Linked DNA regions of Homo sapiens: regions 2 and 3 are each linked to region 1. Evidence: chromatin loops called from intact Hi-C (ENCODE). Cell type or tissue: endothelial cell of umbilical vein. All regions are shown on one strand.

Region 1 (8,000 bases):
TCACATGGAATTGCATCCAGTGCTTCTTAGATTATAAACAAGTCTTATAATGATAAGATTGTTCTTGTGCTTTTCTCCTTTGTTGTCAAAACAAAATGCAATCTGATTTGGGATTTATATTCTTACCCTAAGAAATCTAGCTAGCAAGGGAAAAAAATTGTTTCTATTCTTAAAGGAGAAACATAGTTCTGATTTTCTAATTTTATATTTACCTTCTGGAAAAAAAAAACCTTTTTCTTATTTAATTTTACAGAGGATAAAAAAGAAGTAAGAAAATAGAGTCTCTGAATATAGATCTTTCAACTGAAAAACTGGGCTGTGAAGGTAAAAGTGATATGGGACTAGGTGGATTTTTTTTGGTTTGGGGGTGTGGCAGTTGTTTTGTTTTGTTTTTGTGCTTTTGTGTTTGTTTTTGTTTTAATATTGGAGAGACTTGAGCTCTTCTATGGACTCTGAAAAGCCAATACTGAAGAAAAGGCAGAGGAGAGAGGAGTAACCAATGCTGCAAGGTTCCACAGAAGAGAAGGGGTTTTCATTATAGAAGAGATGCCTCATTTGGACTAGAGGAAAAAACACATGAGTGTTGTTAGGGGCAGATAGAAGGCCAGATCACCAGCTGAGAAAGCAGGGGAGTGGGGCTACTTCTTGAAGACAATGGCAAAGCTCATGGGAGGAAGTGGGGGATAAGCAAAAAGACAAGTGGGCACAGGACTCTAGTCAAGGCGTTTTCACTTTCCATTTGCCTATTTCATAGAGAAAGGCTTTTAACTGCCTTCTATCTAAATTGAATAAAAAGAAAGTGACAAACTTAAAAGGAAATAAGAAATGGACAAGATGATATATACTATGTAATTAAGAAGAGGGTAAGTTTATAATTATCCATTTGCTTATTTATTTTTCATCACTATTTTTTAAGACAGGGGTCTTGCTGTGTTGCCTGGGCTGGTCTTGAACTCCTGTGCTCAAGCCATCCTTCTGCCTCAGCCTCACAAGCTCGTTCACTTATTCATTCAACAGATGGTAAACAGACCAAATTCCCACCTCATTGAGCATACATTTTAGTCCTCTCCATATACAGTCATCCCTTGGTATCTCAAAGGGATTGGTTCCAAGATACCCTATCCCCACCTCTGCCACCCTCACCCCCCAGCAGATACTAAAGTGCTCAAGTCCCATAGCCGGCCCTGTAGAACCCAATGATAGGAAAAGTTGGCCCCCCATATATGTGGGTTCTGTATCCCGTGAATACTATATTTTCAATCCATGGCTGGTTGACTCTGTGGATGCAAAACCAGTGGAGACAGAGAGCCAATTGTATACCAAGACAGTCCTTGCTAAATTTCATTAAAACTGTTTGGTTTTACCAGGACCCACTGCTGTACAGGGCATGCCAAGAGATAGACTCTCTTTCTAATCCAGGGCTGTTTTCTGAAGCGCAAACAAGTGTGAATCAGCTACAGTTTGGACAGGTTGGCTAATACTCATGCAAATAAAGCTGGAAGGGCATTTCAGAAAAACAATGCCATCACTCAGTTGGAATTTCACCAGGCTTCCAGACTTAGTCTCTGAAAGAATTAGTGTTTTCTAATAATCCACCTGACAGATTATGTTCAGAATGTGATTTTCTGATTAAGGCACTAAGCACAAAACTACTTCTGGACTAAGCAGCCGCCAGACACTGCAAAATCAATGCAAGTTCCCCCAGGTGTTTGCTGCGGAAGCTGAAAGGGGCAAAGGGATGTGGCCATATCCTTTCTGGCCAAGTTTCAGGATACATAGATTTAAAGGACAGAACTGTAACCAGGATTTGGCCACCTCGGGAAGGAACGTGATGTTTGGACAACATCCTTCCCAGACTGAAAGCTGCTCAGACATGGATCGTCATTCCAGGCATTTGGCATGCTGGTTTGCACTAGCAGCCAAGTGCATAATTGCCAGGAAGTGGCCAAATCCACAGAGACACCACTCACTCCTGAATGCTGAAAAATGTTTGTAATATACGGTAATAAATGCAAGCCTGACTCACTTAATCAGATTTGAATCCCGGACTGGGGATTTCTGCACAAGAGGGAGATGTTTACTGAAATCCTGCTTTTCTCGGCTGCCATCTCCCATTCCAGGAAGAACAGAACTACTGGATGGCCTTGCCATTTCTGTTTTATATTTTTGGTCATTAATATGGATTCTTATAAGACATGGGTTCTCAACTCATTCTGAATGTACTTCAGTATGAAGTGATTAAAATAAGGCTCTTTCTCCTTATTTTAGATTATATTTAAGCAGAACTAAGTGCTGGGCACAGTGGCTCACGCCTGTAAATGCAGGCCTTTAGGAGGCCAAAGCGGGCAGATTGCCTGAGCCCAGAAGTTCAAGACCAGCCTGGGCAACATGGTGAAACCTTGTCTCTACAAAAAACACCAAAAAAAAGAAATTAGCTGTGCGTAGTGGCACGTGCCTGTGTCCCACCTACTCGGAAGACTGAGGTGGGAGGATCGCTTGAGATTGGGAGGTTGAAGCTGCAGTCAGTCATGATTGTGCCACTGCACTCCAGCCTGGATGACAGAGCAAGACCCTGTCTCAAAAAATAAATAATAAAATAAGATAAAATGAACTAAGTATTCCTGAAAGATAGAGATTTAAGAGTATCACGCCATTCTCCATTCCTGGCAAATTTAACTACCCAATCTCATCTCATTACCAAAACCAACAAGATGAGATGGGGAAAAGATGCCAGTTACACTCTCCTGTGAGAGTTGTCTGATTCAAGACCTGTCTGGGCTTGGAGCAGTTGGGTAGGTGAATAGCCCAGCTTCCGAAGCTGGCTGAACTTTCCCCTAAAATTAAGTTGGGAATCATGTTGGTTCCAAGCTGATTATCCCAGCATCCTTGACATACAGCCTTAGTTCCTCAAGTTCAGAAATCTGACTTCCCCAAAGATTAACCCAGCCCCAGTCAACTGATTGATACCAAACTCAGCAGGAAATCCTCTGAGTTCAGAAGTCAGTTCATCCATTTTCAAGTGGCAATTTCATTCTACCTGCCACAGATGAGGGAATTATCATTCAGGTTAAGTATCTCGGTGATTTATCCAAGGACACGTGGCTAATTGCTGAAATAGGACTTGAATCCGGTCTTTTGAGTTCAGAGCCCTTTTCCTTTCTGCTAGAGCACCTTGCCTTCCTGGTGGAAACCCCACATGCAAGTACGAGAGATTACAGCGTGGCTTCCAAGAAGAGCAAACTGCACTTTGGGGAAGGGGGAGAGACAACAGGGTAAGGCAGGCCATGTGAAGAGAGACGCAGTGGATGGCAGATCCTGTGTCACTGAGGTCAGGAGCCAGAGTCCAGGTCCAAGGCAGGCCAAGGATTGGAGGAAATAGCAAGAGACTGTTAGGGCCCATTAGGAACTAGGAAACAAATGAAATAGAAACTGTCTCAGGAATACAGCCAAAGCCAGGTTAGGAAAACTGGGCACGAGGGTATGGGGAGGACCCACCACCACAATGATTAACCTCTGGCTGGGTTTCAGAGCATCCTACCCCAGCTCCTTCAATCCCCCCTTGTGATATCTTGTGATCTCTTTCAACCACAGGAGAAAGGAAGAAATAGTCTTCAGCCAGAGCAGAGCAGAGCCTGTAGATGGAGCCAAGTAGCTGCCAGCTAGGGGCTGAGAGGCAAGGCAAGACCCACAGGCTAGGAGATTACTGCAATGCTCACTCCAGCCATCGGAGGTCAAAATTCTTCTCTACATAGTGTATTTCTTGACTATTTTAAAACGTGTTGTTGATTGTTTTACTTCTGTAACATTTTCCTAAAGATGGCTTGAGAGAGGGTGACCCTGTATAATTAACCATTCAAAGCAGGAGGCTTGCAAGAGTGAAAGGGAGAGCTGTTAATAATTATGCCAGTACGACAGTCACAAACCAGGACTAACCTATGCCGATGAGGACACACGGTCAGCCTCAGCTTGAGACCAAGCTCTCAGGACTCACCCAGGCCTGAGCACAGCTAGCAGAGGGTGAGGTAATCTTGCTAGGATTGTTTACAGGAGAGGCCAGAGGACTCCTGGGAAGTAACTCACCCTAAGGGAAGAGAAAGTCAAAGCACACAAATTGAGTTCAGTGACATCAAGACAGGGCCAGAGGGGAGGGACGAGTCTTGGTGCCTCCCAGTGGTGGTCAGCCCCAGCGCCCTCTGATCCAGGTGCCATGGATCTTAAAAGCAGATGAAACTAAAAAGAGCTGTTTTGTTAAAATTTCCGCAGGACCTTGAAGTTGCAAGGATTAGCAAAATCCTGTGCCAGCAATATCAGCAGCAACAGAGAAGGTGCAGCTGGCATTGCAGTAAAGTGGGACATTGGTGGGCTTGGGCAGTGATCTGAGACTTTACCCCAGCAAAGGAGAGCCAGAAGATGGTGGGTGCCTTGCTCTTATATCTTAGAGGATACAGAGGCCATCCTGGAGGACTCACTGAACTATTATGAGGAGTAGAGAGACTGCAGTTTCACACAGTGAAGAGAGGAAGAACCAGAGAAATAATATTTTGTAAAGGATAATAACTGTGACTTTAATTTCATTCCCAATCTGTGATGTTTGGAAAACTCAGGTAATATTTCTTTCATCAGAGTGTGAGGTACTCACATCAGAGTGTGAGGTACTCACTGATGTTATGTCTAAATTAGAGAACCTTCTTAATTTGGAGCCACTCAGTTTATATTAGTATGGTCTAGAGTAGGCACATACTCCCAAAATATATACATTGCAATTATATGTGCATTTATAAAATAATGCAGCAAAATATTTACACATGGTTAATTAACATGTAATATAGAAACATTTTCTAAAAGGTCCTAAAAATTATGGGCTTTTGCTATCTCTTAAAGAATGTCATCTACTGATTCTAATATTCAACTGGTTAGTCTTTCAACCATTTGAAATTAAATGCTGCTTTGAAATAGCTCACTCACTAAATAGCTAAAGTGATAACACAGACACTACACAGGCAAAGATGTTGAGCTAGAATTATAACACAGTGCTAGTGGGAATGTGAATTCATATAAGCTCTTTGGAAAACTGTTTGGCAGTATCGACTAAAAGATGAACATACGCACTTCCACTCCTGTTATATACCCAACAGCAATGTATACAACATGTTTACCAAAAGACATAGAAAAGAATGTTTATAGCAGCACTTCATAATAGCCCCAAACTGGAAATGACCCAACAGTAGATTGGATGAATAACTTATGATATATTCATACAATGGAATACTGCCATGAGAACAAACAAGTACAACCACACACAATAACATGAATGAATCTCACAAACAAAGTCAAGCAAAAGAAGCCAGACACAAAAGATTCCATTTAGATAGAATTCGCAAACAAGCGAAATTAAGCCATGGCATCAGGAGAGAAAAGAGATGTTACCCTGGGAAGGGGCTAGTGGATGGGGACACAAAGGAGGCTCTGGGTGCTGGGAATGTTCCATTTCTTGATCTGGGTGCTGGTTACGCGGGTATGAAAATTTATCGATCCTATTATTAATTGTCCTTTGTGCTGCATTCTACTAGGTGAACTAGTCACTAGGGCCAGCCCATGTTTAGGAAGAGAGTATTGGACTCCACCTCTTTATGGGGAGTGGCAAGCTACATCACAGCAGAGTAAGTGGGATGAATGATACTGTTATGAAAACACAATTTATTCCTATTATAAAATACAATAGAATTTTTCAAATTTAATGAATATTTTAAATAAATTTTACAATCTACGCCAATTATCCAGTGCAAATTAGAACTCAGCATCATCTTGGGGTAAAGCAGAAAGCTTGGGAAGGTAAAGAAGAAAGTGAGAGCACCAGCCACTAAAGCACATGCTGCAGCTTGGGTCATATGCCTTCCCTGGACCCACAACTATGACCAGACAAATAGGGTAGAAATAGGGTACATTTACGAGTGAGTCCTAACCATGTGCCCAACAAGACCACATGAAATAAGAGAGGGGCAATTCTCCAAAGGGAGAAGCAATGGGGATACCAGATGTCTACTGCAGACCTCATGTACTGCATCTGATGGTCATACAAGAGAAATTCTTGTATTTTTTTAGAGATGGTCTTACTCTGTTCACCCAGGCTGGAGGGCCCTGGTGCCATCATAGCTCACTGTCACTTCAAACTCCTGGATTCTAGCAATCCTCCTGGCTCTGCCTCCCAAGTAGCTGGGGCTATGGAGCGCACCACCATGCCCAGCATCATGTGAGAAATCTTAAACTTGGTATGTCAAGAATGAGGAAGTATGTTCCTTCCAAATTACATTCAACTCTGAAACTCCAGCCTTCTCTACCTAACACATGTCAAATCCATTCGCATTAATATTAAAATATTTTTAAAATATGGATCTAGTGGTAAAACACCCATCCAAGTGCAACTATGGATAGGAATGATGTTTAATTTCTCCTTGAGCACTTCTCAACAGACTCACTTGTCTATGAACATGTGTTAACACTTTCCTCTCTGGTAGTTTGAAAAATCTTCCACATTGTTTTGCACACATACATTTCTGTTAACAGCCATGAGTCAGTCATACACCAAAAATTTAACTGAAGACTACAGGTGTGGCAGGCTGAACTTAACCCTCCCCTCTTCCTCTCAGGAGAGAATCTTGGGGAGTAGAGGCAAACCAGGTGACTCTGATGCCATCCAATCAGATGGCTCAGCCAGAGGCCTTGTCTGTTTATGTGGGACCCTCCATGATGAAGGGACCAAGCCGAGCAGAAGAGAGCGCATTAGCATTATAAGGCCAGAATCATTGCTTTGCAAGTAGACTTAAAAAATATATTAGAAGAAACACATACTTCTCTCAGAGACTAGCCCAGGGGTAGGCAAAATTTTTCTGTAAAGAGCCAGATAGTAAGTACTTCAGGCTTCCCAGCCATAAGGTCTCTGTTGCAACTACTCATCACTATTGTTGTAGTGCAAAAGCAGCCATAGATAATATCAGCAGAAAGGAGTGTGAAGCTTGACAAAACAGGCCTGTGGGTTTTGTCTCATCAGCCAACGTTTGCCAACCCCTGGACTACACGGGGGGAAGAAAAACACAGCTACAACACAGAGGTGAATTGTGTTTGTCACGGGCTAAAGAGAAAACCTGGGCAAACCCTGCCTGCAGAGAGAACAAATGGAAGCTGAAACACCCCTGATTTACCCTAGCCCCCCACCTCCTTCCTACTGTGGGACCAGAGCTGGTCCTCCCCTCTCTGCAGAGTCAGCAGGAGCTAGAACAGATTGGGGCTCTGCTCACATCCTGCTGACGCCAGAGGTGGCAGAATTTGCACGACACTCTAAGGGACTGGGATTTCCTTCATCACCGGGAGTGGGGTAGGGGAGACAATAGATTCTGAGGAAATGAGCAGACACCTAATGCTCAAGAATGAAAAGAAAATCTGGGGAGCTAACTCTGGGAGAATGGGGAGAAGGTGAGAGTTAGAGAGTGAGGGAGTACCCAACATCCTGAAGCCCACCCAGAAAGGACTTGTCCCCTGTGTCACACAGAGGTGTGAATTCGTTTACCTGGACCCTCTTCTTGGATCCTTCAACGTAGGAACTTCTTAAGCCCTCACAAGGTCCTGTTTCCCCTCCTCCCCCCCGTCCTCCTCCCCCAGTCAGCTCCTCCCACACTGGCCTCCTTGCTGTTCCTCAGACACACCCAGCCTTTGCATCTCCTTACTCTTGAAACTGAAAACTCTTCCCCTAAATATTCACATGGCTTACTCCCTCTCTTCATTCGGGTGCTTCTCAAATGACATCGCAGAGATGCCTTCTCTGACTTTTCTATCTAGAATAACATTCTCATGAGGCCCCACTCTTTTAATTTTTTCCCATAACATATATCACCACCTGACTATCACTCCCAAGAGCATGTGAACCCAAACGAAAGCAGCGATCTTGTCTATTTTATTCACTACAGTATTCCCAGCACCTTGAATAGTACCTGGGGTATAGATGG
Region 2 (8,000 bases), 440 kb after region 1:
AGAGGAGAAACTAATGAGTCCAGGATGCCTCCCAAAGCGTCTTGCTTGGCCAGCTGAGGTGCTGGGGAAGAATTGGGCTAGGGGTAGGGACATGAAATTTGTTATGTTACATAACCCACCTCCTCATCCAGACAAAATACTGTTTTGCTAAGCTGATACATTTGTTGTTAGATTATCCCCCACTTTGCAGATGGAAAAACTGAGACTCAGAGATGTTAAGCAACTTGTCCAACATCACAGAATTGTTATGGAATGAGGCTCCACGATAAGACTCAAATCCAGGTCTGTCTACCCTAAATATTGCTAGGAGATGGCAATGGCTGGTTGTCTTAGGCTCTGGAGACCCCATATGAGCACACACAGTAAGGAGACTGTGATGAACCTCCAGGCCTTCCCTTTCCAACATCTGTTGCAGCCTGAGACACGAGGTTACTGGTAGGCAGCAGAATTCTGCAAAATGACCATCCTATTTGTTTAAATATAGCCCCTAATTGAAAGAGAAGAGCCGACATGGCTGTGGTTCTCAATCTGACTCCATATGGGAGTCACCTGGGGAGCTTTACCAACTACTGATGCCTGGAGTCCATCCTGAGAGACTCTGACTTAGTTGTTCTAGGGCATGGCCTGGGCGTGAGGTTATTAAGCTCCCAGGTGATTCTAATGGGCAGCCAAATGGGAAAACTGCACATCAAATGAAACTGCTTCTCCTAGCTTACTGGTCTATGAGGTTAAGTGCATCTGCAGCCTTGGTAGATGAGGGTAAAAGGCAGCTGCTTCCACGGACTCATTACAGAACTAAGAGCAAGCACCTGATCCACCCTGTTCCTTGGGTGCCCTACCTATGGGAATCATCTAAGCCAGGCAGCATTAGCAGTGGGGTTTCAGCACACTCCCAGTCACTTCTCAAATTTCTTCCCCATTGGCTTCAATGGTGCTTGCAATGCCTACCGCAAAGACTCAATTTTGTAAGCTATGTGTACTTTAATTAGGTTGATGAATTGTTCCCTGGGATACTGTCATGCCAGACACCTATCACCTCCAATCGGGATGGCACCAGGCTCGAGAGGCTAAAGAAGAGACCCAGAGCCAGCAAACGAGACACGGGGCTTATTGAGGGGAACTTACGGAGCAGCCCAGTGGTGGGGACTGGACAGGAGAACCACCACTTATAAGAGCATGCAGTTTATACAGCGTTCTCACTTAACACCCTCCCCCTAGCAACCATCACCTGGCAACCTTCGTTTAACCCAAAACAAAGGGCCTCAATACTCTGTATGACCCACATTTTATGGGACAGGGCAGGATGGGGGCTCAGATATGCCTCACAGATAAGGAATGAGTCCCCAGGTTGGCCACGCTGGAACTCTAAACACACATTCAGGTGCGTCTGCCATACAGGGTGATTCTCAGAAAATGCTTAAGTTATCGCTGTCAGGTGTGTCTGCCGTGCACAGGTGCATCTACCATACAGTTGCATAGCATTAACAGCTGAGTGATCTATTAACCAGAATTCATCAGCCTGATTATCCAGGTATCTGCCAGTATAGTTTCGGGTTGTCTGTTAATGCAGATTAGGTTACACTCCATTAACAGATACTCCCCAAAACCTCAATGCCTTAAAACCACAAAGACTGGCCTGCATGTCCATCACAGGTCATCAGGGACATCTGCTCTATATGGCTTCCTCTGGAATCCAGCTTCTGGCACAGTTGCCACCTACTGGAGTACTGATATTTGCCACAGCAGAGGGAAAAAAAGGACATGCCTTCCACTAGAAGTGAAATGTGTCACTTCCGCTCACACTTCGTCAGCCGAAGCCAGTCACATGGCCACATCTAACTTCAGTGGAGCTGGGAAGCACAATCCTACCCTGCCATGAAGGACTCACAGACAGGGCTGGACCACAGCACTAATATCTCCCACCCGGTCACCGCATGCTGCCTCCCAGCAGAGCACAAACGAATGTTCAAGACGGCTAAGGTCTTGGGGTCCCCATCCGGCCAATGTCCCTCCCCACTTTTGAGGAATGTGAGCCTGTTACAAAGACAAACCCTGGTCACTTTACCTGGGTTTGCTGCTTCTCTTCAGGACCTCAAAGTCTGGAGGAGCTTAAAGTGGCGTCATCAGACGAGGTCATGTCCTGGGTGGCTGGGTGACCTCCTGTTACGCTCCCAGTGTGCTGCAGGATCACTAGGGTCCCAGGGCCAGGCCCAGCCGCGCATTCATCAAACTCTCCTTCTCTGTTAGCTCCCACCCGACTCTGAGCGGGCCAATTTCTTTCATCATCCACCTCCAGCTGGGCTGCAACCTGTGGATCACTCCTGGTTCAAAGACTCAGAAGCAGGGAAATGTAATGCTCTGAAAGGTGCTTTCACGCACAGCGGCTCTCGCCTTCAGGGGATGTTTGAGGCTGCTCTGACTCAGTCTCCCATTCAAAGGCTGGGTTCAGTGGAGAGCCCGCAGGAAGCTAACAAACCGGACTGTCTGAGGGACTGACTCAAAAAAATAAAAAGAAATAGATGATAGAGTAGCAGAAGTGCCTGCAGCGGCCTCCCGCCCGCGATGTGCCAGGAGTGAGGCAGCTTCTGCTCCACCCTCCCTGCTGCCAGCGTAGCCGAATGGGCTGAGGACGCCCCTCTCCTGGCCCTGCCTCCGCGGTCTCACTGCACCTGTATGGAAAGGTGTTGGGCCCTGGCTCCTCAACAGAAAAGACCCTCCCCCACATCCTGCTTTGCCACTCCTGCAGCCTTCGTTTTTAATATTTATACTGAACGGAGCATTCCTTGCCCAGGAGGCTGGGGAAGAACCTCAAAACTGGAAGCAAGGGCTCGTTTTGAAATCTGTCTTCCTTCACGTTTAAAACAGGCAGCTCTCCCATCTGGGTATCTTGAAAATGTGTTGCAAGCCTGAATGCTCCGGCTTCAAATCCCTGGGGCTCTGAAGCCCAAGCCTGCCTTTCCTCCACTCACTTCCCAGCTCTGCCACTTACCAGCTCAGCTATGTGTCCTTGGGTGCATTACTTTGCCTCTCCGTGCCTCCATTTCTCCATCTGTGCAATAGGGGTGCTACCCAGTGGCGCGTTGTGGAGGGTTAAGTGAGTTGATGTATGCACAGCACCTGGAACAGAGCCTGATACATAGGCTGTGCTCTTGAGTGTTAGCCGCGAGTATTGTCATGGTGATTACAATCCTCAAGCACTGTCCATTCCCTACCTCGTCAGCCGATGACAGGAGTTATTAGCTACAAAGTCTTCACTCAGGCCATTCCCAGCACTCTCCCCAGCCTGGAAGCACCCACAAAATCAGGTATCCTGTAGACAGACTGTTCTCCATTCCCCTTGGGACCCACAGCCCTTGCTGTAGCACCCAGTATGAAGGCTGGATCCAAGACTCGGGAGCCATGAGCAACACAGGGGCTGCTGAGAGAAGATGTCCTCTAGCCACACCACACACCCTGATATGTACACGTGCACACCACACACTCATCCCCAGGGTGGTTATGCCAGTTGTGCAGCACTTTTGGTGACTACAAATCCCTCTAGCCCTAAGAGGAACCAATTAAGCAATGTATTTAGTGGCCTTAGCAAGGAGGGAAAGAGTCACCTTAAACATTTTTCCCCGGCGAATCTGACACATTTTGGCAGCCCAGGAGGTTCCAGAAGGGAAAGGGGAAGCCATGCGCAGCTGGCGCCCTCTGGTGGTCAGTGTCTTCCCACTCAGCGCTTGTTCTGGGGAGGCGGCACCAGAACAGCCCTATTCAAATCAACATAAGTCCCTATGCCCCGGGTCACATGCGGTGGAAGGAACCAGGATGAGAAGGATGCCATCCTGGCCCTCGAGGTGCTCATAGTCTCTCAAATCACTGTGTCTTCTAGCCTGGGATTGTTCTCCCGCCCTGGTATCATGACGTTAGTAAGTCGCGCTCATGGAGCTCCGACTGCTGAATCCCCGCTAAGTCCACGTCCTGCGCAAGGCACTTAGTATCCACTAGCTGTCACCTTTACAGCAACACTGTGCCTTCATCTTATCTGGTTTTATAGATGAGGCTCCAGCAACTAGGTGACTTGCCCAAAGTCGCACAGCCCATTTGATGCCAGAGATTTTATTTAAATTTAGTTTATTTTAAACACATACAAATGACACAAAACTCAAATTTTCTGAAGGATTCTATAATGAAAACATCTCCCTCCAACCACTGTTCTGCCAAGTTGCCACACTGTTTGCAACCTTCGTTTTTAGTTTCTCGTGAACTTGTTCAACAATATCCCATGGGTATAAAGGGAGTTTTTTTTTTAACGCACAGAGGCTGCATACCATACACTGTTCCCAGCCTTGCATCCCCGCACCTTCCCTGCGCCCCTTAGGTTAAAACGCAAAGTTGATTTTAAAAATAAATATGGCCTGGGCGGTGGCTCATGCCTTGTAATCTCAGCACTTTAGGAGGCCGAGGAGGGGTGGATCACTTGAGGTCAGGAGTTCAAGATCAGCCTGGCCAACATGGTGAAACTACATCTCTACTGAGAATACAAAAATCAGCTGGGCGTGGTGGCGGGCACTTGTAATCTCAGCTACTTGGGAGGCTGAGGCAGGAGAATCACTTGAACCTGGGAGGTGGATATTGCAGTGAGCCGATATTACAACACTGCACTCCAGCCTAGGCAACAGAGGGAGACTCCGTCACAAAATACATACATACATACATACATAAAAAGGCCTGGACGACAAGATTCTAGATAATGGCCCTACTTAGGACCCAAGCCCCCTTTTGCACCACAAGTGGTCAGGCCAACTTAGTGCTGTTTTTCTCTTATGAGCATGGATTTCCAGAAGTAGAACTGCACTCTAATATCACTGACAATCGTTTTGTAGCAATGAATGCATGGAAATGCCTCATTCTTTTTAAGAGGTATTGTATGAAATAACCACAGGTTATTAAACTTGCCCACTACAGATGGGCATTGAGATGTTGCCAGTCTTCTGTGGTTACAAATATACTGCAATGAACCTCCTTGTCCACCTGCCCTTTTGCACAGGTGAAATTGCTAGGTCAAAGGATACACAGGTGTGTTTGTGATTGTAAAAGATGCCATCAAACTTCCCCCTATTATGGTTGTACCAACTGACCCCCCATTGCAGGGAGTAGAACCCAGGACCTCCTAACTCTGAAGCTAAGGCTGTCTTCCCCTGTCAGTTTCATGACTATGACAAATGTCATGTTGAGGTCCAAAGGGAGTGGGTGGATGAGCAGAAAGAATGCTCAGGGGGCCGTAGGCAGGTAAAATATGATTTTACTCAGCAGCCGCTCTCATCAACAGCTTTCTTACACTGTCTGCCCTGTCTCGGCTGCTTAGTCTGGCTCCCACGCACAGCTGCACGGCCAGCTCTCCCTTGCCTTTAGGGTCAGCAGCTTAACTCTTTCTCTCTCTCTCTCTGGGCATGAGTGAGCCAAGCTGTGTCCATCCAGCCAGTAGGCAGCAGCTCCCGGACAGACTGGGCCCTTGTGGAACACTCCTCAGCCCCCCAACCCCCAGCAGCTAAAGGAGGCATAGTAGCTTTGACTCCTAGGCCTTCAAAGATACAACCCATCCTTTGTCCACTGTCCAGCAATCTGCACACGCTCTGGCCTCCACTAGAGGAAGAGGTCCCATTATGGAGGAGCCTTTAAGACTTTGGCCCCACTGCACTGGGTGCAGCCCCGATGAGCCCACCTTCCTGGCTGCTTCTTACTGAGCACCCTTCAGCCCTGAGGATGGACAGCAATAGGAGAGCTTGGCATCCCACTGCTCCCTGCGCAGCCTCCTCCACCAGCAAAGCTCCTTTTCCTATGTCCCTGCTCCTCCCCGGAATCAAGGGACACCTGGTCAGCCAAGGACACAGCCATCTCAATTCCGAGGGGCCTGGGATGTGTGGGAAATGGTGCCCTCAGGAGCAAGGGCTGGAAGACAATCAGCCCAGGAGCGCCTCGCTGCACACTGCAGAGGATTCTCCAAGGCAGGCAGCTGGAGCAAGAGCTCCAGCAGGGCCTGCTCTGCCCACCAGCCTTGGGGGCTCTGAGTGCTGGGAAGCCCAGCTGGTTCCTGTTTGGCACCTGCAAAAAACCATGAATCCAGCTCTTGGGATGAAAGTAGGGCCTGAAAAACCATCTGGATGGGCCCCTGGGTAGGCAGTGGGCACACAGGGGATGATGGGTGACCTGTGTCACCACACACTCCCAGCATCCAGCCTGTTTATCAGCATGTCATCTACTGTCATTATCTCAAAATACTCCCCTGCCAGCCGATTACAGCAAGTGTCAGCTTCCTAATGCACAGTGCATAAACTGCAGAGCCACACATCAAACCCAGGGGGTCTGACTGGATATTCAAAGTCTGCCCAGAGTGACATCATACTGGTAAGCCCCCAAGAACTACTCCATAGGGAACTCGACTGTGGCTTCCCTGCACCCCTTAGGTTAAAATGCAAAGTTGGCTTTAAAAATAAATAGAAGGTGTGGACAGCAAGATTCTAGATAATGGTCCTGCCTAGGACCCAAGGCCCCCCTTTGCAATACAGGTGGTCAGCCCAACTTGGTGCTGTTTTTCTCTTATGAACTTGGATTTCCAGAAGTAGAGCTCCTGCCGGATTCCTTTCAAAATGCACACCCTCTTGCAACACGTGTCAGGCACGCAGGCGCGGCTCCCACTACAGGAGGAAGTGACCTCCCCATTGGCTGAGAGAGCTTAGGACCATGGTCCTCACGCTCAACTATGCACCAGAAAGAAATTAGTGCTCATTTTTAGGTGGGATAATAATATTGTGGTTATGTCTTTAAAAAGATCCCCTTATGTTTTAGACAGGGGGACCTGTCTACAGATGAAATAATTTAATGTCTGGGATTTGATTCAAAATCATACTAGGGACAGTGAGTAGGAGTAGAGATGCAACAAGATTGGCCATCTATGGGTAACTGTTGAAGCCGGGCTGTGGGTGCATAGGGTTCATTATACTATCCTGTCTACTTTTGTGTATGTTTAAAGTTTTCTATAATAAAAAGCAGAATGAAGAGGAGAAAGAAACACAGAGAGCATGGTAAAAACGCAGCTCTTCAGGGTCCTGGCCCAGGAGTGCAAATGAAGGTTGAGGGCCCAGGAATCTGCTTTTCTCAGGCTCCCTGCTGGCCGGTGAGAAACCTCAGCTTCAGGGTCCCAGAGCCCACAGAGGCCAAGAGGCTGAGGCCAGAGGTCCCCCGGAGCAGCCCCTGTAAATGGTCCCTGTCTATAGTCAGCCATCATTTAGGCTGCAGTGGGCTCGTCAGTGCCAGGAATATGAACGGCCTCACGGTCTATTCATTCTCGCCCGGCATCACTGTCAAGATCACAATAAGCAGCATGGCAGGATCTATGCACGGAGCTGGCTGAATCTTTATTAAAATCTTTTTTTTGTGCATGATGTTCCCAATTTGTTTCTTTGTTCCTGGTATCTGGAGTCACGCAGTTTCTGATATTTGTCTTGGAGATGGAGGAAGTTTGACTGACATGCCACGGTGGTGGAAAGGTAGTATTGATATCCTGAAAAACCTATTCTATCCAGCGAGAAATATCACCCCATAGCCCATGCTGCTGTGTCCGGGCCGCCTCCAAGGCTCGTCAGTTTGGAGGCCCCAGCGAGGTTCTCAGCATGGCTGGCAGGTGCTGCGGCCCAGAACTTAAGTGAAAGTCAAATCTGACTCATGCTTGTCACCTAGAGTGGGTGTTCTACATGTATGTGTTCCTGGGGCCCCAGAGCTGGAAGAGGTGGCCCAGGGCCTCAGGTGCCACACGCCTCCTACAACCCTTCAGCCAAAGCATCTATCTCCTTATGCACTTTACTCATGAGGGGTCTAGGTATGGCCTTTATTTTTTAAGGTTTCTGCTTCTAAAACAAACAAACAAAAAATCAAAACAGGCTAGGCAAGGTGGCTCGTGCCTGTAATCCCAGGACATTGGGAGGCCAAGGTAGACAAATCCCTTGAGGCCAGGAGTT
Region 3 (8,000 bases), 290 kb after region 1:
CAAGATCCTGTTGTGGAATGGAGGAGTTGACCCAGGAGAGAAACACGCCATTCTGCTTATACTGTCGTTGAAGCTGCAAAGCTATCTTTCGAAGGGATGTGCATCGTGTGGGGTGGTGATCACTGGAAAGAATCCCACACTTAGAGGCTTTGGGAACAAGAAGGAGAGAAGGAGTGGGCCACAGAGTATTTGAGGTTTAGTACCTGACGACATAGCAACTGGGTAGAAGTCAAGCTATAGGATGACTTTGTCGTGTCGCAAGTCAATTGGTGCCTGCTCCTTGTGCATGAATGTATTTTGGGGCCATTTAATAAAAATTGCATGCCTTGGGGTTGAATAACACAGTGGGAAGTGTTGACTGAAATTGTTTTTGCAAGCAGGCATAAGTGTCAGAATTTAAGAGAATTGTATGCTGTAAAAAGATTATTTTAGAAGGAGGAACTTTTTCTAATTTTTCTCATTTGCCTGTAAGTATTTGTCACACAATCATTTGCCTGCTTTTATAAATGTGGGATTTCTATTTACATGTCATATTTCATATTTTCCCATTAAAATGGCACATCTTGGGTTTATTTGGCATTTGTTCTTAGTCTACTTAGACTTTTAGGCATTGGAATGTTTACTTTTAAAAAAACAAGATTTTCTGTTATTGTTACTGACTTATGATATACCACTAGGGCAAGATAAGGGCTTTTGAAGAACCGTAAGGGAATACATATTCCAGAGCGTATTTTCTTGAATTCCACTTACCTCCTCTAATTCACTGATCCTTACCTGCCAAAGTCAACAGAAAGAAAGTGAATGAAAAGAAATTAAATTGATCAGACTCACAACTTGTTGGCAATTCTGATAAAAGACTTGAGATAGAGGATTTACATATTGTTGATAAACCTTTACATCATTTATTGACTCATAGTCCCCTCTGTTTCTGAACCTGCATGAGTAACCAATAGTTGCTTAAATAGATAAAATTAGAATTCTTTCCATGGGATTCCTTTCTGTTTATAGGATAGGATCCCCATGTTATTGGCTAGTGATTTTTCCTTTCTTGCATTTGTTGGAATGGCCCATTGTTGAAGATCAACAGGCATTAATCAGTAGTGAATCAGTCTTGCCTCCTTGTCATCTTGTTATAGCAGCTCCTGCGACTGGACTGTGGTCATGCCTCGTGGGTTGGCAGTAGGGAACAGGACTTCCTTCAGACACTCGTGCTTAAGCAGCTGTTTCTCTTTCTCCAGAAAACACTGGTTTCCCCAGCCCCCAACTGGTTCTTCCCTGCTGAGAAGCCAAAATATGCCAAAGTCACTGCTAGACCAGTTCCATCCCGTGATAGTGCAAATGACTCCAGTGCCTTTCCCTCCCACCCAGATTTTCCCAACATAAGCTTTTCTCCTCTTTGTCAAGAGCTTATTCTGTCATCTTGTTTCCCTTTCCCTATAAATAATCTATTTTTTCCCACCAGACTCACGGAACAGAGGCGTGCCCCACGTTGTATGCTTGCACTGAGCATTCTTTCAGCGTTCTTTACTTGCTTGACCTTTTAGTTATTTTCTTTCATCCCTACCGAGGTCTCCAAACTGAGGTCGTGAAAGGTCAGAGTTTTAAAAATATATATCAACTGAATGCTTTTCTTCAGAAAACTGAGCACCTCACTTTCTGGATATTCGCAGAGGTTCCCTGGTCTGCAGTGACCCTTGCCACACATTTCTTCACTATTTTCACTTCATGGTTTAGATGCCCTGGTGATAGTGAGGAACTGTAAATAAGCACGGTCTGAAAGTGTCAGGAGGAGCTCAGATGATCCTGAGCTCTTTGGTCTTTCTCTTGGTTTAGAATTCCTCAAGACCTATTGTAGTGACTTCTTTTACTCGACTCAGAATTCCAGGGCTTTGGTGCTCCTTAAGTCTCAGAAGAAACGCATGGTTATGGTGTCTGTCAACTTGCTGTTTATTGAAATACCTTTTATTGTAATGCACCAAGTAAAGACGAGGTGATGTGGGCACTAACTTAATGATATTACACAAACACACTTAATTGCACTTAGGGAGTTCAGCATGACATTAGTGATTTCATACAGTGAATAAGTCTCTTCTCTTTTGTTTGACAAGTTTTGTTGTCATTTAACAGATTTGCTTCATGGGAGGTAAACTTATACTTTCTAAGGATGAATGAGTGCTTTGCAACTAATGGGTCATATGTTGGAATTTAAACATATTAAAGAGTTAATTCATTTCAAGAACTTACTAGTAAATATGCACTACCCACAAGAGATTTTTAGAATAACCTCTTTTGAATGATTAATATTTATATGTAATCATGTGCATATTTTATTTGAGATTTTCAGGGTATAAATGTCGATGCAATTTCCTTTAATAAAGGAATGATATATATGAGCCAAAGTAGTGATGTATTCATCATAGATAACGTCTCACTGATTTCCATTTGCCCCCGAAGGCATCCCAAATTTGGAAGGGCCATTGTTGTTTCATCATAGACTCCTTGGCCATGACTCTTATATAGACATCTGAGGAAATGCTGTGGCAAGTTTCTTGTACCTACTTTGGTAATTGTAAACCATCCAGGACCGTATCCTTTAGGTTTAATTTATCTTGCTCCTCTTTGCCCCTCTTTTCCAAGGGAGGGTTTAGAAGATGAATTATACTCAAGAGTTAGTGTTTCTCCAGAAGATCAGACCACAAGTTGTAGAAAGCACACCAGAACTTTGCACTTCTGCCCTTTATCTTAATTCCTAGCCCATGCTTAAGCCTTTTAGGATCTATCTACATCCACCTCACATAACCATCTAGAATTCTCCCAAAATCTTGTTTCAGTAGCCTGGGAATCATGGCAGTTATATCTGCATTTGTGTGTTTCCTGGCCATATAGTAAAAATGGCAAAAGAGATTTATATGGTCAAATCCCTAGCCTTTCCATTCCTTTGCTTTATAAATGAATAACAGTGATCTAAAAGCGAAAGAATGTAGCTAACCAGTGTCATTTGGGATCTTCTGAAGTAGTACGGAAACTCCACATTCTTCAGACCAACTTGCGGCATGCCAGCACATTCCTCTCCGATGAGGTGGAGGAATACTGGTGGCTGGCCTGGGACTTGTAGGACTGGGGCGGGGAGCTGCTGTTTAAAAATACATTTAATTATATTCCTTCTCTGCAGTAACATTGATACCATTTTTAGCCCATTACAAATACTGTGATTTTCATTTAAATCACGTCCATTATCTTATTGACCTAGTTTTTATTTTGTAATCAAAATGTTCTATTTCTGGATAGCCTCACCCAGAATCTTTTTTTTTTTAAAGGTTACAGACCCTTTGTGCAGTTTTTTCCTTTCGTATCTGCGTACAGATGGGCTGCATCTGTGTTCACACAGCAGAAAATGGTACTATATTGTTCCCTTTAAGAGTGTGGGTTTTCTCTACTTAATCTCGGACTCTTCATGGAGACACAGCTGGCAAGATGCCACGAGACCTCGCATTTGGTAACTGTTTTGGTGAATGGATATTGGGAGAGTTAAGTAATCCTATTTCTATTCGAAATGAGAATCCTGATTCTCTTCTTCCATTTTTGCTCTTTCTCTGTTCGTCTGCTAGTTCCCTCTGTGAGCCTTCTCTTTCCTCCCCGCCTCTCCAGCCGTCCACTATGAACCTCACGTAGCCCTGTCTTCATTCATGCCCTCTCGGGTGCTCCCTGCTGCTTGTAAGATCCCACTTATTTCTGGCCTTTGCTTTTTCTACATTTCTTTCTCTCCTGTTTCCTTCTTTCCCTCTTACCTTCTCTTCCTTGCTGTCAGCCATGTATTTCTGCACTCTGGTTGGAAGCTCACCCTGCAAAGAACACCCCGGAGGTGTTTCCAGGGCTCAGCTGTTTTTCACTCATGTCTAGGCAGGGCCTTGAGGCCCCTGAGGAACTTTCAACTTTGCCCTCAAGACTTCCTCTTAATATTATTATTATTATTATTATTATTATTATTATTATTATTATTATTATTATTTGAGGCAGAGTCTCGCCCTGTCACCCAGGGTGGAGTGCAGTGGCGTGATGATCTCTGCTCACTGCAACCTCCATCTCCCGGGTTCAAGCAATTCTTCTGCCTCAGCCTCCTGAGTAGCTGGGATTACAGGTGTGCGCCCTGACGCCCAGATAATTTTTGTATTTTTAGTAGAGACAGGATTTCACGATGTTGGCCAGGCTGGTCTTGAACTCCTGACCTCAAGTGATCCACCCACCTTGACCTCCCAAAGTGCTGGGACTACACACATGAGCCACCGTGCCTAGCCTCTCAATATTGTTTTTCACTGTCCTTCTTGACACATGAAAATAGGCTGTGCTTCTCTTGAGGCAATAATTGGATCAGAATTTTAGGATTTTTGCATGACCAGCCATTTTATTTTGTAGGCGAGGAAGCAGAAGACCTGAGAATGACTTCCCCTAAGATTCTGAGGCAATGGAGTGGCAGGACCAAGTCAGCCACCCCATCTTCCCCTTCCCACTATGTGGTTCTCCTCTTACTGCCCTCTGTCTTAGCCGGGGAATCTTACAGATGTTGCATCTGGTGCTTCCTGGTGTTCATTTCTTCCAACCACCATTTGCCCTTGCAAATACCATTCGGTATGAAAGTATTTTAGAGCAACTGAGTCTTCAGTGTGTCACTTTATTGCCAAAAGAAGACACAAACGATGGAGTACAATGGTAGGAGTCTCCGGCTGGGTTCTCAGGGATTTTCTCAGGAATTATGTTTTGCTCCAAGTCGTTTCAGTTGACGTATTCATTCCTCAGAACCGGTAGATGACTATGACATATAATACCCAAGCTTGAGCTCTTTCCTGTCTAACTGGAGTCTCCCTTTTAATCAGGAAACCACATTTAAAGCTGTGTCCTGAACTCTGCCCAGCATGTCAGCTTGGCCAGGAAGGACAGGGAATTCCTACTGGTAGTAGCCACTGGGGACTGAGGGAGTCACGGGAGGTCAGATGGGAGCTTAGCAAGAAAGACAGCAGCAGCACAGGGTACATTCAGGCTGCTAGGATTGTCTTTTTGTTTGCGAAACTCCCTCCCTGGTTGAGGTCAGGAAAAACCTAGGATAGCAACCCCCTGGGCCGGTGACCCCACACTAGGATTTTGTGATCTAACCATTTAAAAAAAATTGTTTTTAATTGAGGAGGTTTAACATAGTGTTTAGCTTTGATCTTGAGAAGTAAGGATATTAAAAACAGCAATGTTGAGATTGTCATGTAATGTTACAGTCCTTTCATGAAAGAACAGGCACTTCAGAATCAGAAGTAGGAAGAATAAAATCTCAGAATGAAGGCTAGTCCTCTATTCTGTACACACGTAGCTTCAGGAAAAACTTGTACTGTGTTATCCAGATATTTCCTATTTAGCCACAGGTCAGCAAAAATTCTATCACAGAAGCAGTGTTGGTCTGTGATACTTGGGAACCACCAGCCTTCACTCCATGGTTGGTGCATCCCTGCCCCTGTTTCCAGGAGCAGTGTGCATGAGGAAGATGGCGTAATGACAGCACATCAGTGCCTGGCTCATATGTCATCAGTGCTCAGGAAATTGAGTTGATTTTTATTCTCTTAGATAGTCCATATAGCAGAGACATAAATTAGGCTGGATGACCATTTCAGGTTGGATTTCAAGGGACACCGCTCTTCCTTGGCTTTTTTCATCGGAGACTAGGATCTTAGCCTCAGCTTTGCAGATCTGAAGCTGGATTTTTATCATGTATTTTATGGATGACCTGGAAATACTTACACGTCCAAGCTCACAGGAGGCTACCCCATAAACAAAAATATCAGCTCATTATTTTGCGGATGAAAGATAGGCTTTTTCAGAGACCACATTGATGGATCAGTCTGCCTCCCAGTCATATGTCCTTCCCACAGCTGGAGGTAGGGAGTGGATGCTAGGGTGGCAATTACGGCACACACTTTCCTTGAGGAACACAGAATCAGTGCAATGGCAGTTGGTTGACTGAGTTTATTCCAGTCAAGTTAAGGAAGAGCCCATTCTACTTCATTGACATTGTTTTCTCTTTGTTGAGAGACATTAAAACATAGTGGTTAAGAATATAGATCCAGGAGCCGGGCGCAGTGGCTCACGCCTGTAATCCCAGCACTTTGGGAGGCTGAGGCAGGCGGATCACCTGAGGTCGGGAGTTCGAGACCAGCCCGACCAACATGGAAAAACCCCGTCTCTACTAAAAATACAAAAAAAAAAATTAGCCGGGCATGGTGGCGCATACCTGTAATCTCAGCTACTCGGGAGGCTGAGGCAGGAGAATCCCTTGAATCTGGGAGGTGGAGGTTGTGATGAGCCAAGATCATGCCATTGCACTCCAGCCTGGGCAATAAGAGCGAAATTCAGTCTCAAAAAACAAAAACAAACAAACAAACAAAAAGAATATAGATCGGGAGTCAGAATGCTTGTGTACAAATTCAAGCCTTGCTTCTTACTACTTTTGTGGTATTGGGCAACTTATTTCACCACCATTTTATCATCTGTAAATGGGGATAATAATATTTGCCTCATAGGTTTGTTTTGGTGAGGAACAACTTAAGTTTTGGTGAGGAACAAACATAGGTTTGTTTTGGTGAGGAAAGGAGTTAATACATGGAAAGTGCTTAAAATAGTGTTTGGCATATAATAAATGGCAATAAATATTAAATATTAACATGTAATGTTAAATAATACTTAATATTATTACTAATATTACCAAGGAAGCTAGTTTTGTGGTGGACGTGGAAAAACGAACACAAATCAGACAGGCAGAATTGGTTAGAGTCTTACCCTTTAACTTTCCTTACTGTAGAATTCACTCTCCACTAACCTATGGTTTCCATTTGTTATTCTTCATTGTTTCAGTGGATTTTCCAACTGTGTCACTCTGTCTAGATTGTTCTTTAATGATTACATTTAGAGTTGACTATTCCTTGTTGACATATGGAGAGACGCTTTGATCTGAAACCATCAAAGGCTTCTCTCTCCATGTCACATCTTTGGAGAGGCTTCTGGTCATGGTATGTGGACCCATGTCAGCTTCTCTTTCTAGGTCACCACCTTTTTTGGCCTTTACCCCTTGAGTTTGAACTTTGACTTATTTAGTAGTGGCAAGAGAAGCCCCATGGCTCTTGATATACCAAGTACCAACCTGTCTGCCAGATACTGAAAGATGCCGAGATACTTACACAGTTGTTCTTTAAAATAATAAGCTGCACAAATAATAGTAAAGCTGATTCTGAAACTAGTTTTTTTGTTTGTTTGATTGTATGTTTTTTGAGATGGAGTCTCACTGTGTTGCCCAGGCTGGAGGGCAGTGGCGCGATCTCGGCTCACTGCAAGCTCCATCTCCTGGGTTTACGCCATTCTCCTGCCTCAGCCTCCCAAGTAGCTGGGACTACAGGTGCCCGCCACCATGCCCAGCTAATTTTTTGTATTTTTAGTGGAGACAGGATGGTCTCGATCTCCTGACCTTGTGATCCACCCGCTTTGGCCTCTCAAAGTGCTGGGATTACAGGCGTGAGCCATGAAACAAGCTTTTTATGTGATTTCTCATATTTTGCCAAACCAATAGGGCAAAGAAACCACTGACATGATTTTTTTTTTTTAATTTCTCCTCTCCCACCCCGCCGGAGAAACTAAACAACTATTTTACAGTGGAAGCCAATAGCAAATTGACTGGTATTCAGGATGCCTTTTGTAGAAGGCATGCATTCCATCTTATCTGTAGATATGTCTAACACCTGTAATATGATCATTTTTCAATTTCCTCACTAAACTCACAGTGATAAATTACAGTTAATATTGGCCATTAAAATATTCTACTGTAAAATATTCCAGGTACCTTGGCCACTGAAGCAAATTAATCCATCTACCACCTATCTGTGACATAATGAGAAATTTAAAATGATAATCAGCTGAAACTTTCCTTCTGTAAGTAACACTGTCAATTCCTACATCGAAGAATTTTTTCTTAA

The links. Peaks named below come from ENCODE experiments on the same cell type or tissue, not always from the same donor. Only the 100,000 strongest peaks of a DNase experiment are listed, where the experiment ranks them.
Region 2: it touches region 1 in a loop (18-fold over the local background); 8 of 110 quality-filtered maps call a loop at or near these places.
Region 3: a loop joins it to region 1, with 26 times the contacts of the local background. A loop is called at or near these places in 2 of 110 quality-filtered maps.

What each region holds. Positions count from the first base shown.
Region 1 is chr14:54,363,286-54,371,285 of GRCh38, forward strand. No RefSeq gene overlaps it. Among named protein-coding and RNA genes, the nearest start is that of CDKN3, 30 kb to the right of the region's middle. RefSeq lists an enhancer at 6,734-7,235. In endothelial cell of umbilical vein, a CTCF peak has its summit at 3,643 (motif pointing right); DNase peaks (open chromatin) are centred at 1,846 and 3,666; H3K27ac peaks cover 1,932 bases.
Region 2 is chr14:54,802,294-54,810,293 of GRCh38, forward strand. No RefSeq gene overlaps it. Among named protein-coding and RNA genes, the nearest start is that of MIR4308, 72 kb to the right of the region's middle. RefSeq lists enhancers at 2,427-3,228, 6,022-6,522 and a silencer at 7,058-7,352. In endothelial cell of umbilical vein, a CTCF peak has its summit at 3,692 (motif pointing left); a DNase peak (open chromatin) is centred at 3,698; H3K27me3 peaks cover 175 bases.
Region 3 is chr14:54,649,345-54,657,344 of GRCh38, forward strand. All of the region lies in intron 2 of SAMD4A (sterile alpha motif domain containing 4A), which reads left to right. It overlaps LOC112268133 (a long non-coding RNA gene), which reads left to right. Exons shown (of 2, transcript XR_002957606.2): 2 at 1-8,000. Among named protein-coding and RNA genes, the nearest start is that of SAMD4A-AS1, 35 kb to the right of the region's middle. RefSeq lists enhancers at 822-1,429, 1,430-2,036, 3,616-4,352. In endothelial cell of umbilical vein, no CTCF peak of the experiment used is centred here; DNase peaks (open chromatin) are centred at 1,197, 3,047 and 4,867; H3K4me3 peaks cover 1,131 bases; H3K27ac peaks cover 6,256 bases.